Regions from separate parts of the Homo sapiens genome. Here region 2 is linked to region 1. A link is an interaction called in ENCODE POLR2A ChIA-PET data of the cell type or tissue named here. Cell type or tissue: PC-3. All regions are shown on one strand. Links, peaks and the distances in the headings refer to the core of each region. The heading gives the core; the rest is flanking DNA.

Region 1 (8,346 bases), core at 129-8,128:
CATAAAGCACATTTCTTTAAGCTCTATTAAAATATTTTTAATAATCTACGTTATACATGGCAAAGAGAAATATTTATATAATTTAAACATTTTTATCTGATGTGCAAGCATGTCTAAATATGAGCCTGGTAACTAGACCTGACTAAAGTTGCCCCTGCATTATTGGTTCTTTAAAATTGTCCTTACAACAGTATTAGGAAGCAGCTTGGTGCATATATGACATAAACTTGCCCTAGATTTCATAAAGTATTAAGTTTTATTTTAAACACTGATTTTCAGTGATATGGGTAAGTGATTTAATCTCACATTTTCCTTTGAATTGAGTTAGTAATCATCTTTATCAGTTAACCCACTCCCAGGGATGTTGTAAAGGAACCAGGTTATATTTCTAAGTGTCCTGGACTTCTTTTGAGAAAGGTTACTGTGACAGGCAACCTTACTGACTTCTGGCATTAGACTCAAACAGGCAGTCAGATAGCAGAAGGATATTCAAGCAAGCAGAAAGAAAAAGGCTTATATTGTATATGTTATTTCAAACAAAGATACTCAGATAAAGGCAAAGAATAGTCTAGTTTTAAAAAAATAAAACAGCAAAGTAACTCAAAGAAAAGAAGCTAGATATTAGAAAATAACCTTAAGTAAGAGGAAGAGGTTGTTGAGACAGCTTAGCAGAGACAAAAGGCACTGAAGAACAGAGTCATCCATATTCCCACACTGTAAGATAAGGCAGATAAAAAGCCAATTAAACTACGTACAGAATTTTTTTTTTTTTTTTTTTTTTTTTTTGAGATGGAGTCTCACTCTGTCGCCAGGCTGGACTGCAGTGGCGCAATCTCAGCTCACTGCAACCTCCACCTCCCGGGTTCAAGCGATTCTCCTGCCTCAGCCTCCCGAGTAGCTGGGACTACAGGCGCATGCCACTACGCCCAGCTAATTTTTGTATTTTTAGTAGAGATGGGGTTTCACCATGTTGCCCAGGCTGGTCTCGATCTCTTGACCTCGTGATCCGCCCGCCTCAGCCTCTCAAAGTGCTGGGATTACAGGCATGAGCCACCATGCCCAGTTATGTAGATTTTTTAAAGAAATAATATAGGGAAGATAAGTTGGCTGGCTTGTCTAACCAGCAATGACAAATGATTTGGTTTTCTATAAAATTTTTTTCTACTGAACATATGCTTGTGTAAAGTGTATTATTAACATTGTTCACCTCAAATTCCCTTTCCTTACCTGAAGCCACCATGTTGTCCTTTCTTTAGCATGCTGTTTACTCTATATTTGCTGTTAATGTTATTCTAAATAAGTCAGCATGATAAAAGCCATATGAAGAGAGAGATTTCTTATACAAAAGCTTTATGAAAAGCTTTATTTCTTACAGAGAATAGCTTATGCTCTGGAAACTTTATATTGTTAGCAAAGGAATAACTGAGACTATTCCCAAATTTACATTCTATGCCATGAGCCTGGGTTTTTAGTTTCTTTCATAGGTATGGCTTCAGTGTACAATGAATACTGTGGTGAATGATATGCAGACAGTCTATGTTTTGGACATCTGCTCTGCCACTGCGGCAAACAATGAATCATTAACTTGCTTTTTGTGCAAAGTTTATAGTGCCAGATTCTGTTCTAGATTTCACTGATTATTGCATTATTTAACAAAGGTTAATTAAATTACACTTCACAAGGAAACAAAATAAAAACTGTGTTAAAAGAGCCACTAACACCTAAACTATTTCAAATTTTCCATATTTCTCATTTTTGAAAATTGCCTAGGATAACGCTGGCTGAGATCAGTTCTGTAATACTGACAAAGGCAATTGTTCTGGAAATGTATAGATGCCAAGACAAACAGCACATAGTCATCAAAAATTGGAAACTGTGATAAAGTATATGTTTAGTTATATGACACTATGTCATATAACTAGAACATTAAAAACAATCTTGAAATTCTTGTATAGTTGAAATTATAAAATAAATTATGAAAATGTAATACATATAATAGCTTTAGCTATTTATTCTATTAAATCAAAATAATGAAGGTAAGAAGGCAGTTACCTAAAAATAAATAGTATCAAAAATAAATACCTTTAGTTGATTGTTAAAAGAATCCATTTCTGACAGCTTAGATGCAGTTTCTTTTTCAAGAGCATCTAACTGTTCTTTAAGTCTTTGGCATAATTCTTCCTTTTCTAATGATTTTTTATGAAGTAAACTGACCCCTGAATCTGAAAAACAAACATCAGACAGTTTACATTTTGCAGAAGTTCGTATGTCATTACCAGCATGTCATTTACTGTTTGGTCAGATTGATGTAACTAGACCAATACGAAGGATGTATACACAATGCAGACCAGTACAAGAGAAAACATTCAGTTGTTATTTCCACTTCCCAGATTATATGCTGGAAAGAGCATCAGAGGAAATGGTTGTAAGCCTTGGTTCTGCATTCAAAAGGACTAGGACCTGAAGTGAAATTCTACTTTAGGAAAGATGCTTCACCAATCGAATCCTCAGGCTTTTCATCTATACAATGAGCATCATGCTACATTAAATGAGGTGATGGATATAAAGCCATTGTACACTCTGGTCCACAGTTAATACTCAATTAATAGAAACTATAGTTAAAGTAGCTTTCCATTTATTCTTAGTGCTCCCAAGAACAGGGAAATATTCACAGCAAAGATTCAGTAAGTATTACTAACTGGATTATTTAGTAACATTATTTTAGGAGGTAAGAACAGAAGGTTTCATTTTATATTATCTTTTTTTACATATTCATGCAGGGATGAAGAAACCAGATGGAAATATATAATGCAGAATACATTACAATAAATTAAAATAGCAATATTATCTGTTTAAATGTCTGTTTTTAACTTTATCATATTTTTGAAGTACAGAAGTACAAAATTTAAATAAAATGAAACATACAGAGTAAAAAATTAAAACACCTCCATTTCAACTGCAAGTTCATCCCCCTTTTAGGCATTTACATTTAGATGTGTACATACTCAACTTTTATTTCCATGGGTTTTAACAGAATCATATTGTCTACATTGCTATGCAACTTGTTTTCAATTTAGTAAGATATCTTATCAATCAGGACAAACAGATCTAGTTCATTCTTTTAAATTGCTCCATAGTAGTTTACATTATGGCTACTGCATAATTTATATAACTACCTTTCTGACTGGTATGGGTAGATGTTGGTCTGAACCCACTGATCAACATCTACCCATTTTCCCCTCCCTCTAACCCCTGGTAACCACTCTTCTACTCTCAGTTTCTGTACAGGAGTTCAACTTTTTTAGATTTTATATGAAACTGAGGTCATGCAGTATTTGTCTTTCTGTAACTGACTTACTGCATTTAGCATAAGGGAGCGCAAATATCTCTTTGAGACAGTAATTTTGTTTCCTTTGAATATATATTCAGAAGTGAGATTGCTGGATCATACAAGAGTTCTATCTTATTTTTTTTAGAAACCTTCATACTGTTTTCCTTAACAACTATACCAATTTACATTCCTCCAACAGTGTACATGGGTTCCCTTGTTCCCACATGCTCACTACCACTCGTTATCTCTGATCTTTTTGATAACAGCCATCCTACCAGGTGTGAGGTGATATTATATTTCAATGTGGTTTAGATTTGCATTTCCCTGATGATTAATAATGTTGAGTCCCTTTTTAAATATCTCTTTACCATTTTTAGGTCTTCTTTGGAGAAATGTCCACTCAGGTCCTTTGCCCATTTTGAAATTGGGTTGTTTTTTGGTATTGAGTTATATATATTCCTTGTATTTTGGATATAAACCACTTATCAGATACATGGCTCACAAGTATTTTCTCCCATTCCACAGACTGCCTTTTCATCTTGATTGTTTCCTTTACTGTGCAGAAACTTTTTAGTTTGATGAAGTCCCACTTGTTTATTTTTGTTTCCTGAGCTTTTGGTGTAATATCCAAAAAATCACTGCCAAGGCCAATGTCAAAGAGCTTTTGTCAATGTTTTCTTCTAGGAGTTTTACGGTTTCATGTCTTATGTTTAATCCATTTTGAGCTGATTTTTGAGTATGGTATAAGGCTCCAATTTCATTCTTTTGCAGGTGGATATCCAGTTTTCCCAATACCATTTATCGAAGAGGCTACCTTTTCCCATTGTGTCTTCTTGATACCCTTGTCAAAAATTAGTTGACCATATACACTTGGGTTTATTTTTGGGCTCTCTATTCTATTTCATAAGTCTGTATGTCTTGTAATTGACAAAAAATTGTATATATATTGTATGCATGTTGTTTTAAAATATGTATACATTGTAAATTGGCTAAGGAGCTAATTAACATATGCATAATTTAGCTAATTAACATAATGTGTATGTTAATTAGCTAGGCTCTCTATTCTGTAAATCTATGTCTTTTGTAATCAACAAATAAAAACTTGTATTTATAGTACGCATGTTGTTTTGAAATATGTATACATTGTAAAATGGCTAAATTCAGCTAATTAACCTCACATACTTACCTCACATACTTACCATTTTTGTGGTGAAAACACTTAAAATCTATTCTCTTAGCAACTTTAAAGAATACAATGCACTATTATTAACTATAGTCACCAGGTTGTACAATAGATTTCTTGAACTTATTCCTCCTATCTAACTGAAATGTTGATTTCCTTTGAGCAAACTCTCAGTGATCCCCTTTTCTCTCACCAGCCCTGGTAGCCACCATTTTATTCTCTACTTTTATGGATAAATATATACACTCCACAAATAAATGAAATCATACCGTATTTGTCTTTCTGCGCTTGGCTTACTTCACTTAATGTAACATCTTGCAGGTTCATGTTGTCCCTATGTCTGTTTTTATGCCAGTACCACACTGTTCTGATTACTATAGCTTCATAATATTTGCAAACAGGCAGTGTGATGCTTCCAACTTTGTTTTTCTTTCTCAAGATTGCTTTGGCTATTTGAAGTCTTCTGTGATTCCATATACGTTTTAAAATTGCTTTTTCTATTTCTGTGAAAATGCTATTTGAATTCTGATATTGTGTTGAATCTGTATATTGCTTTGGGTAGTACAGATAATTTTTAAAATATTAATTCTTCCAATACATGAACATGGAGTATCTTTCCATTTATTTATGTCTTTTTCAATTTCTCCCATCAATTAGTTTTCAGTTACAGATCTTTCCCCTCCTTGGTCAAATTTATTCCTAAGTATTTAATTATTTTTGATGCTGTCATGAATAATATTGTTTACTTGATCTCTTTTTTGAATAGTTATTGGTGTAAAAAATGCAACTGATTTTTGTATGCTGATTTTGTGTCCTACAACTTTACTCAATTCATGTATTAGTTCTAAGTTTTATTGCAGTCTTTAGGGTTTTCAACATATAGGATCATGTCATCTGCAGACAGGGATAATTTTACTACTACTTTTACAATTTGAATGTATTTTATTCCTTTTTCTTGTCTGAGTAGTCCTGCTAGTACTTCCAGCATTACGTTGAACAGAAGTGGTAAAAAGTGCGTATCCCTACCTCATACCAGATCTTAGATCAAGCTTATCCAACCTGCAGGCCATGGGCCACATGCGGCCCAGGATGGCTTTCAATGTGGCCCAACACAAATTCATAAACTTTCTTAAAACATTATGAGATTTTTTTTAGCACTCATCAGCTATCATCAGTGTTAGTGGATTTTATGTGTGGCCCAAGACAACTCTTCTTCCAATGTGACCCAGGGAAGCCATAAGATTAGACACCCCGATCTTAGATGAAAAGTCTTCAGTTTACCCCCATTGATTATGATAGCTGTGAGCTTTTCATAAATGGCCTTTATTATGTTGAAGAAAATTCCTTCTATATCTATTTTTTTTGAGAGTTTTTATCATGAAAAGATGTTAAACCTTGTCAAATACTCGTTCTGTTATTTATGGAGATGATCACGTGGCTCGTAGATTTTTGTCTTTCATTCTGTTAATGCACACTTTAAATTCTGACAGAAATTGCCAAACTACTATTCCAAAAAAGCTGTTATCAACTTATGCCACCAACAATACCTGTTTCTGCAAACCCTCATCTATATTGGATATTATCAATCTTTTTTCATTTTTGCTAATTGGCAAAAAAGAAACCTGATTGTTATTTTAATTTGTATTTTCTTGATAACCAGTGATGTCAAAGAAACATCTATTTATGTTTCTGGCCAGAGTCTTGAATTGTTAGGTCTTATCCTTTGCCGTATTTTTCTATTGGGCTGTCTTAATTTTTGATTTGTAGAAGCTCTAAATTCTTGTATTACATGTACTTCAAATTTTTTAGTGTTTATGCTGTCTTTCATTATGATGTTTTCATTTTTAATCATCAAATCTGTAAGTATTTTCTTCATGACTCTATGTATTGTTTAAAGAGACCTTCCTCATACCAAGATTATAAAATATTTTCCTGTTTTATAATAGTTTTTAAGTTGTTTTTATGTTTAGCCTCCTAATTTATCTAGAATTTATTTCTGTACATAGAGAGCGGTAAAGAGCTCCTCTGCAACTCTTTCAGATAATCCACTGTCCCTCAAATCACTTACTGAAAGCCCATCCTTTCCCCACTGATGTTAAGTGCCAACTTTATCTTATCCTACGTTGCCATACATGCATGGGCTTTCTTCTAGACTCTATTCAATTCCATTGTTCTACTTTTCTATTTCTGATCAATAACACACTATTTTAGGCACTCTAACTTTCATATCTTATGTTTCGATATCTGATAGGGTTAGTCTCCTCCCCCCTACCAAAGTTTTTCTTTTTCAAGTTTTGCCTAATCTTGTACAATTTATTTTCTAGATGAATTTGTCAGTTATCTTCCCAAGTTTCATTTTAAGAAACCCAAAAAGAACTGAATATATAAATTAGGAGAGAACTGACATAGTATTGATGTATAGTATAGTATAATATTAAGCTAGTTCATTTAGGAACATAAAATGTCTCTAATTATTCAGGAATCTTTTTTTTTTATTTTGTTTTGAGACAGAGTCTCACTCTATTACCCAGGCTGGAGTGCAGTGGCACCATCTCGGCCCACTGCAACCTCTGCCTCCCACGTTCAAGCAATTCTCATGCTTCAACCTTCCGAGTAGCTGAGACCACAGATGCGTGCCACTACCCCTACTGATTTTTGTATTTTTAGCAGTGATGGGGTTTCACCGCATTGGCCAGGCTGGTCTCAAACTCCTGGCTTCAAGTGATCTGCCCACCTCAGCACCCTAAAGTGCTGGGATTACAGGCATGAGCCACAGTGTCCAGCCTATTCAGGAATCTTTCACGTCTATTAGCGAAGTGTTATAGCTGCATATTTCTTCTTCTTCCTTTTTTTTTTTTTTTTTTTGAGACGGAGTCTCGCTCTGTCACCAGGCTGGAGGGCAGCGGTGCGATCTCAGCTCACTGCAGCCTCTGCCTCCCAGGTTCAAGTGATTCTCCTGCCTCAGCCTCCTGAGTAGCTGGGACTACAGGCGTGCGCCACCATGCCCAGCTAATTTTTGTATTTTTAGTAGAGATGGCGTATCACCATGTTGGCCAGGATGATCTCGATCTCTTGACCTCGTGATCCGCCTGCCTTGGCCTCCCAAAGTGCTAGGATTGCAGGCATGAGCCACTGCACCCGGCCCATATTTCTGCTTTATTCATAACAATGTATATTACTAATAATGCATGTTTTAATACCAAATTTGATGACATATATGAGCACTATGTTGGGTAACTGGAAAATAAGACAAAGAAACAACATGGTAGTACAGTGGGCTTTACAGTTAGACATGAATTTGAGTACTATGATTGTACCATCCTGGGTAACTACTTAATCTCTCTGAACCTCAGTTTTCCTGAGCTCACAATGGGAATAATAACTATACCAAAGGGTTATTGTAAAGATTAAAGGAAAGAATGCATCAAAACTGACTCACACAGTGCTTGGCACATGGCTGGTAATCTTAAATGGCAATTGTTATACAGAGAGGCATCTAAGGGATACAGGGTACTTTTCAAAGCCCAAACAAAAGCTTCCTATTTTGAATTGGACTATGGCTAAATAAATAAATAGGTAACAGCTGCACTGAATTACATTCCACAGAGAAAGAATAGCCCCATCACGTCCTCAATAAGACATATTCTACATTTTATTCACAATTCAAATAGGAACAATGACAACAATGATGACAATAATAAAGATATATTTCTGCCACTGTGCATATCAGGTGGGTTAGCTCACCCTGACTCTGGAATGCCTGTGTAGGGGTGAGGTGGGGGCTAATATACTTTGAACAGGAAAGAACCAAGTATAAGGAACACTGTCTGAG
Region 2 (8,346 bases), core at 248-8,247, 390 kb before region 1:
CCCAGCACTTTGGGTGGCCGAGGTGGGCGATCACTTGAGGTCAGGAGTTCAAGACCAGACTGGCCAACATGGTGAAACCCCGCCTCTACCAAAAAAAAAAAAAAAAAATTAGCTGGGTGTGGTGGCAGGCACCTGTAATTCCAGCTACTTGCTTGGGAGGCTGAAGCAAGAGAATCGCTTGAACCCAGGAGGCGGAGGCTGCCGTGAGCCGAGATCATGCCAGTGCACTCCAGCCTGGATGACAGAGCAAGACTTTGTCTCAAAAAAAAAAAAAGAATTATTAATATTCTTGGATAATCAAGCATTTCGTCAACCAATAAATTTTACTGAATTATACTACAAATATAGCAAAATGTATAATCTGTAAATATAAAAACAAGAAAGATTACATTTATAATCAGAAAAATATGTTGTTTCTTGTTTTTATTTTGAAAAATGTTCAAGAAAGGGCGTGTGTTCTTAAACGTTTGGTGTGATATATATCTTTTTTGTATGACACAATCCCTCAGACCCTCCTAAATACTCCAGTATGTACCTCCCAAAACAAGGGCACTTTGCTACATTACCACCATACAACCCCCCAATCAGGAAATGAACATTGGTATAATACAGAGTCAAACCACAGACATATTCAAATTTCACCAAATGTCCCAACAATGCCTCTCTTTCAGGTGCAGGATCCTAAACAGAAACACATATTGCATTTAGTTAATGGACCTCCTCAGTCTCCCTCAATCAGTCTTTCCTTCTTTCCCTATCTTTCATGTCTTTGACGGTCAAGAGTACAGGCGAGCCAGGTGCAGTGGCTCATGCATGTAATCCCAACACTTTGGGAGGCCAAGGCGGGGCAGATCACCTGAGGTCAGGAGTTCCAGACAAGCCTGGTGAACCCATTTCCACTAAAAATATTTTTTTAAAAAGCCAGGTGTGGTGGTACATGCCTATAATCCCAGCTACTCGGGAGGCTGAAGCACAAGAATCACTCAAACCCAGGAGGTGGAGGTTGCAGTGAGCAACCACTGCACTCCAGACTGGGTGACAGAGCGAGACTCCGTCTCAAAAAAAATTAAAAAGTACAGGCCTTTCATTCTCTAGGATGACCCTCAATCTGGGCCCAGCTGATGTTCCTAATAATCAGATTCAGGCCACATATTCTTAAAAAGAATATACAGAAATGATGCTGTGCATACTATACCTATCCTTCCCATCCCTAGGGATGTTAACCCTCATCACTTGGTCAACCTGGTGTCTGCCAGGTTTCTTCACTGTAAAGTAACTATGTTTTCCTTTGTATTTGATGTATACATTATGGGGGATTATTTTGATAATTCACCAATATCCTGTTCCTCATCAAATCTCTACCAACCAGCCTTAGTATTCATTGACTACTCTTGCCATTATCAAATACCACAAAGATAGTGATTATCTAATTCCATCATTCCTTCTACATTTGTAGTTGGCATTTTAACAGAGAGCTTAACCTGTCCCCCCAAATTCATTTATTCATTTATATTTTTATCAGTATCATGGATTCTTATTTTATTCTACAAATTATAATTTCCTACTCTATTTATTTTGTTGCTCAAATTATGTGAGATTTAGCTAATGTGAGCCCCTTCAAAGCAATTCCTGTGTCTTTTGACACATCCTCATCATTCTGAGTACTTCCTTACTTTCTGGCACAACTGAATTCTGTAGGCTTATTTTATACTTTCCCTCTCTGGCCCTAGATTAGCATTTCTCCAAGGGGCCTTGGTTCCTCTTAGTCAATGATAGTATTTAGAAACCAAAAGCTGGGCACTACGTGTGCTCACTGTTACTGAGGCGTCACTGCAATTAAGTGCTCTCAGCAGAGAGAGCTAAGGAATATATAAACATATAAACATACACATACATATATACCTAAATCTCTTTTCTTTTTTGAGACAGAGTCTCAATCTATGTGATCATGGCTCACTGCAGCCTCTGCCTCCTGGACTCAAGCAATCCTCTAGCTTCAGCCTCCCAAGTAGCTGGGACTACAGGCACCTGCCATCATGCCCAGCTAATTTTTTGTTGTTGTTAAGATGGGACCTCACTATATTGCCTAGACTGGTTTCAAACTCCTGGCCTCAAGCAATGCGCCCACCTCAGCCTCTCAAAGTGCTAGGATTATAGGTGGGAGGCACCACACCTCGCCCAGCAACTTTTAAAGGTCTGAACAAAAAATATTTGCCACCTATTGTCTCTAAGGGAGGCCACTGCATCTATGCAATAAGAATCTTGGTCTCCACAACCCTTTATCTTAACCCAGACACTCCTTTATACTGACTCCAGGTTTTTAGAAAATAACTCTTCCAACAAATTGCCAATTAGAAAATCTTTGAATCCACCTATCAGTTGTAAGCCCTCCATCTTTCCCGTCTTTCCAGACTGAACTGATGTAGACCTCACACGTACTGATTGATGTCATATGTCTTCCTAAAATGTATACAATGAAGCTATAACTCAACCACCTTGGGCACATGTTCTCAGGACCTCTTGAGACTGTGTCTTGGTCCATGGCTGCTCATATTTGGCTCAGAATAAATCTCTTTAAATATTTTACAGAGTTTGACTCTTTTTGTCAAGAAGTATCTATAATCCTTTTCAATATGCTACCATATAGAAATATCTGTGACCAGGCACAGTGGCTCACACATGAAATCCCAAAACTTTGAGAGGTCAAGGCAGGACGACTGCTTGAGGCCAGGAGTGCCAGACTAGCCTGGGCAACGTAATGAGACCTTATCTCTACAAAAAACTTAAAAATAAAAATTAGTTAAGTCAGGGGCAGTGGCTCATGCCTGTAATCCCAGCACTTTGCAAGGCCGAGGCGGGTGGATCACCTGAGGTCAGGAGTTCGAGACCAGCCTGACCAACATGGTGAAACCCCATCTCTACTAAAAATACAAAATTAGCCAGGCATGGTGGCCCATGCTTGTAATCCCAGCTACTTGGGAGGCTGAGGCAGGAGAATTGCTTGAATCCGGGAGGCGGAGGTTGCAGTGAGCTGAGATCATGCCATTGCACTCCAGCCTGGGCAACAAGAGGGAAACTGTCGCAAAAGAATAATAATAATTAGTTGGGCATAGTGGTATGCACCAGTGGTCCCAGCTACTCAGCGAGGGTGAGGTGGGAGGATCGCTTGAGCACAGGAGGTCAAGCCTGCAGTGAGCTGTGATCACGCCAAGCCTGGGCGAAAGAGCAAGACCCCATCTCAAAAAAAAAAAAAAAAAAGCCACAAGGCCACACTGGTACTAAAAGGCACAAAAGAAAAAATAATTGAAATTCAAATATGAGCATGTATATAATTAAGATGGTGTATTAGTTTTATAATACACCATCACTTATTAGGTTAAGTTCCCAAGAAAAGCCAGCTAGCTACTTCCAAACTATATTCAGCACAGGGTGGAAAATCATTTAAGATATACTTCAATCTTATAACAATCCTTTGTCAGTCACCATACTATACTCAAATGAGTGTTTTTAAATTTAGTCCTTTCATTTTTTTCTTTTTTTTCTCTGAGATGGAGTCTCGCTCTCTCACCCAAGCTGGAGTGCAGTGGCATGATCTCAGCTCACTGCAAGCTCCGCCTCCTGGGTTCAAGCGATTATCCTGCTTCAGCCTCCTGAGTAGCTGAGACTACAGGCACATGCCACCACGCCCAGCTAATTTTTGTATTTTTACTAGAGACCGGGTTTCACCATATTGGCCAGGCTGGTCTTGAACTCCCAAACTTGTGATCCGCCTGCCTCAGCCTCCCAAAGCACTGGGATTACAAGTGTGAGCCACCGCGCCCAGTAGTCCTTTCATTTCTAATACAGTTTTCTTACTTTTTTTTTTTTTTTTTTTTTTTGAGACAGAGTCTAGCTCTGTCGCCCAGGCTGGGGTACAGTGGTCTCGGCTCACTGCAACTTCCACCTCCCAGTTCAAGCAATTCTCCTGCCTCAGCCTCCCAAGTAGCTGGGATTACAGGTGCATGCCACCACGCCCAGCTAATTTTTGTATTTTTAGTAGAGACAGCGTTTCACTGTGTTGGCCAGGCTGGTCTCAAACTCCTGACCTCGTGATCTGCCAGCCTCGGCCTCCGAAAGTGCTGGGATTAGAAGCATGAGCCACCACGCCTGGCCTCTTACTTTTTATTTTATATTTTTATTATTTTATTTTATTTGAGACAGAGTCTCATTGCCAGGCTGTTCTCAAACTCCTGACCTAAAGAGATCCTCCCACCTCGGCCCCACAAAGCGCCGGGATTACAAGCATGAGCCACCACGCCCAGCTTTAGTTTTCTTTATACTAGCTCATCCACTCCAACCTGGTATATTTACAGACTCCCAAGGTTAAAGTGTGCATTAAAGGTCATCTAACTGAATTACTAATCCAAGACATTCTTTACTCCAATTCTGGTCTGTGAACCAACAACATGGGCATGATCTATTTGGAAGCTCATTAGAAATGTAGAATCTCAGGCTCCACCCTCAGATCCACTGAATCAGAAACCATTTTTAAAAGATCCCCAGGTGATTCATGTGCACATTAGAGTTTGAAAAGCATTATTATATAACATATTCAAGACGTAGTCACTGGACCGCCTGACTGCCACCATCATGAGTCGCATGTGCACTCCTGGGAAGGGCCTGTCTCAATCGGCTCTGCCCTGTCACTGCAAGGTTCCCACTTGGCTGAAGCTGACATCTGATGACATGAAGGAGCAGACTTACAAACTGACCAAGAAGGGTCTGCCTCCCTCACAAATCAGTGTGATCCTGAGGCTCATATGGTGTTGCACAAGTATATTTTTGTGACAGGCAATACAATCTTAAGAATCCTTAAGTCCAAAAGACTTGCGCCTGATCTCCCTGAGGATCTCTACTGTTTAATTAAGCAAGCAGTTGCTATTCGAAAGCATGCTGAGAGGAACAGAAAGGATAAGGATGCCAAATTCCATCTGATTCTGATAGATGAATTCACCGACTGGCTCAATATTATTAATACAAGACCAAGCAAATCCTCCCACCCAACTGGAAACATGAGTCATCCACAGCCTCTGCCCTGGTTGCATAAGTTTGTCTACGTACTCAAGTAATAAAATGATTGTTTATCGAAAAAAAAGGAGTCACTGAGGAAGCAACATCATGTATTTTAAGCTAGAGTGTATCTGTGATACAGAAACTAGTACCTATAAACTACTGTACCAATTTAGATAGCCCAGGCCAGCATTACTCCTTCCAATCAAATTTGATCATTCATCTTCAAGACCTATCTCAGGACCCTTTTTTTTTTTTTCTTCATGAAATCTCCCTGAAGAATCTAGCCTAAATTAAGCTTATCCCTGCTACTAGTTGCAGCCCTACTATACATTTGGGCACTTGATTATTTCAACTTAGCATTATATATTTATCATCTTTAAAGTGTCATGTCCAAGTCTTGAAATTCTAGCAAGATTTTAAGCTCCTGAATTACAAAAACGTACCCTATTTTTTAAAATTCCATGATAACAAGGAAAAACAACAAACAAAATTTCTGGAAATTTGTTCACAAATTATTAATATAAATTATTAGGGGCAAGAAAGGAGGGCTCATGGTGAATTAAGTTTGGGAAACGATGAGGTCCAAGGCTTTTTGCTGCAAAACTTCTAAGAGTATTATGATAACATGCAAAATAAATCTCTAAGGATGAAATAAAGTATGTAACATTTCACAAACTTATTTGATCAAGCTCTCTTTTTTCATGGAATATCTGCAGGTACTAGTTTCCCAAACATACTCTGGAAATAAGTACTATGTACCATTGAACTGAAGACAAAAAAAAAAGTAGTAAAATATTTGAATTTTTAAAATAATCCAAGTATATAGTTACTTGAATATCAATTTAAGTGAGTTTTGCACATTTATTTATTGGCCATTTGCATATTCTACTGGCTTTCAATTCCATTCAGAAGTATTTCTCAAACTGTTGTTTACATACTACCTGAATCAAAAATCACCTGCATTACTCATTAAAAATTACAACCTGCTGGACTGGAATCTCTGGAGGTGAAACGTTTTTAACAAGGGCTTCCAAATGATTCTTAGTACACAAAAGTCTGAGGACCTCTGGCATATAACATACTTCAAGTATAATACAAAGCACATCATCCTAACTGCTACAATGTACTGGTATATTTACTTTTTTTGTCACGGGAGGGTTTCAATCTTGATTTGGCTCTATGACAGAGACCTCAGAATAAAGAGGATTACCAAAGACTCCTTCCCTCCAAAGAAATCTAGGGATTTAAGTAAAGTAAGCAACCACGATGTAAACAGGTACAAAATAATTACTTCAGCACCATTTAATTAACTTCAAGCTTTGGGAAAGCTTCTACCTACAAACCTGATGCTAACAATTCACCCTTAATAGGATGATCATAACCCTCAACCTTAACTTTTTCATCTTCCCTCAAAGCATTTTACTAGCTAATGATAACCTAACCCTTTGAGAGAAGGCGTTACCAGTTTCATGACAAAGATATTTAAAAGATTATGCAATCTACCCACAGCCATTTAGCAATCTGTGTCACAGTGATTATAATCCATGAGTAGGAAAAGTACCTCAGGCATAAGGGAAATAATTTCAGTTAACTAACATTTACTGATGACCTACTATGTACATAAGACGTGGAAGGCAGTGGTAAAAAAGATGGATAAGAACTACTTGAGGCCAAGCACAGTGGCTCACACCTGTAATCCCAACATTTTGGGAGACCCAGGCGGTAGGATCCTTGTGGCCAGGAGTTTGAAACCAGTCTGAGTAACACAGCAAGACCTGTCTCTTTAAATAAATAAATAAATAAATAACCTATTTGATGTAGACTTTAAAGGATGTTTTTGGCCGGGCATGGTGGCTCATGCCTGTAATCTCAACACTGAGAGGTTGAGGTGGGCAGATTGTTTGAGCTCAGGAGTTCGAGCCCAGCCTGGGCAAAATGGCAAGACCGTGTCTCTACAAAAATATAGAAAAATTAGCCAGGTGTGCTGGTCCATGCCTGCAGTCCCAGCTACTTGGGAGGCTGAAGTGGGAGAATCACCTGAGCCCCAGCAGTTGAGGTTGCAGTGAGCCATAATCACGTCACTGCACTCCAGTCTGGGCAACAGAGCAAGACTGTGTCTCAAAAATAAATAAATAAATAAATAAATAAATAAATGTTGTTTTCAAGTCTTCTATAGAAGTGGGAATATGTATTCTAACAACTTAATAATGGGGCACATAAAATACCAGAACACAATCCAAGGATGAGATAACTTCCAAGAGAAGTATAATAATAATAATGTAAAATCCTACAGAAATTAAATAATGAAAAGATATAGTCATCCCCACTTAAGCAACTTTTTTAATTCTAACCTCTTTGAATAGATAACTTTTTTCAATTTGTAAAAACCATTCTCTCCTTGACTTTTACAGTCCCTTAAACCATACTCATCAGCTACCATAAATAGTGACTATTATTCTGTCATAAATCTTAAAAAGTGAGGCAAAAGAACTTGAGAATAACTAGAAATGAATAGATGCTGCTCTGGTTTTCAAGGAAGGCTTCATGCCCAGATCTAAATTTGTCAGAAATCTAAAAGCTGGATTTTAATCTAAAAACAAAAAGAATGAAGCCAAGTATAGCATTTAAAAATGAGAGATGCATGGAACTAAGTTAATTAGCAGACCACTAGATTAAATCAAAACTTGATGACGGCCTCATTTAGAATTGGGAAAATCAGAAAGAAGAAATTTAGTCCAGAAAACAAAATAACTAGATTAGCGATATCAGTGCTGTATTCAAAATAAATACAGTAAGGGCAGGTATAAAAAGTGCCGGTTGTTGTTGGTGGTGGTGGTGGTGGTGGTAGTGGTGATGGTGGTGTGGGGAGCCAGGGAACAGGTGATGACGGGAGAAGTATAATGCTGAATTAAAATTGGAAAGTTAGTTTGGAATTATAGCCAGAAATCTAAGGAGAGGTCTATCAGGCTATGGGAAACACACCTCTGAGTTGAAGTGAGTTAAGGAGCAGAGACAGATATGAAACATGGTCATAAAAGAAAATGATCATAGGTAACGTACAGAGTATAAAAACAGAAGGGCAGAAGTCAAAACCTTAAAAAAATGCCTAATTAATGGGGATAAGCACAAGAGATGTCATAAAAATCAGAGACAAATATAGTCTCTCACTAAAACAAGAGGAGTTAAACTGCTCCAAAAAGACTTTAACAGAAGAAAGCTGATAAACCTGAGGATTTGTAAGTAAGAGATCATTGTAACTTCTGACAGGGCAATGTCTGTGAAATGCGGGGTGGA

Evidence for each region. ChIA-PET counts read pairs that join two places held together with the same protein. Peaks named below come from ENCODE experiments on the same cell type or tissue, not always from the same donor. Only the 100,000 strongest peaks of a DNase experiment are listed, where the experiment ranks them.
Region 2: POLR2A ChIA-PET joins it to region 1 with 6 read pairs; 2 of 35 experiments call an interaction of 5 or more read pairs at or near these places.

Annotation. Positions count from the first base shown.
Region 1 is chr2:24,284,130-24,292,475 of GRCh38, forward strand. ITSN2 (intersectin 2) reads right to left here. Exons shown (of 40, transcript NM_006277.3): 16 at 2,083-2,222; 17 at 634-714. Among named protein-coding and RNA genes, the nearest start is that of ITSN2, 72 kb to the right of the region's middle. In PC-3, for the core only: no CTCF peak of the experiment used is centred there; no DNase peak of the experiment used is centred there.
Region 2 is chr2:23,896,064-23,904,409 of GRCh38, forward strand. All of the region lies in intron 1 of ATAD2B (ATPase family AAA domain containing 2B), which reads right to left. It also overlaps the pseudogene RPS13P4. Among named protein-coding and RNA genes, the nearest start is that of ATAD2B, 27 kb to the right of the region's middle. In PC-3, for the core only: no CTCF peak of the experiment used is centred there; DNase peaks (open chromatin) are centred at 4,608, 5,058, 6,088 and 6,578; H3K4me3 peaks cover 1,756 bases; H3K27ac peaks cover 3,231 bases.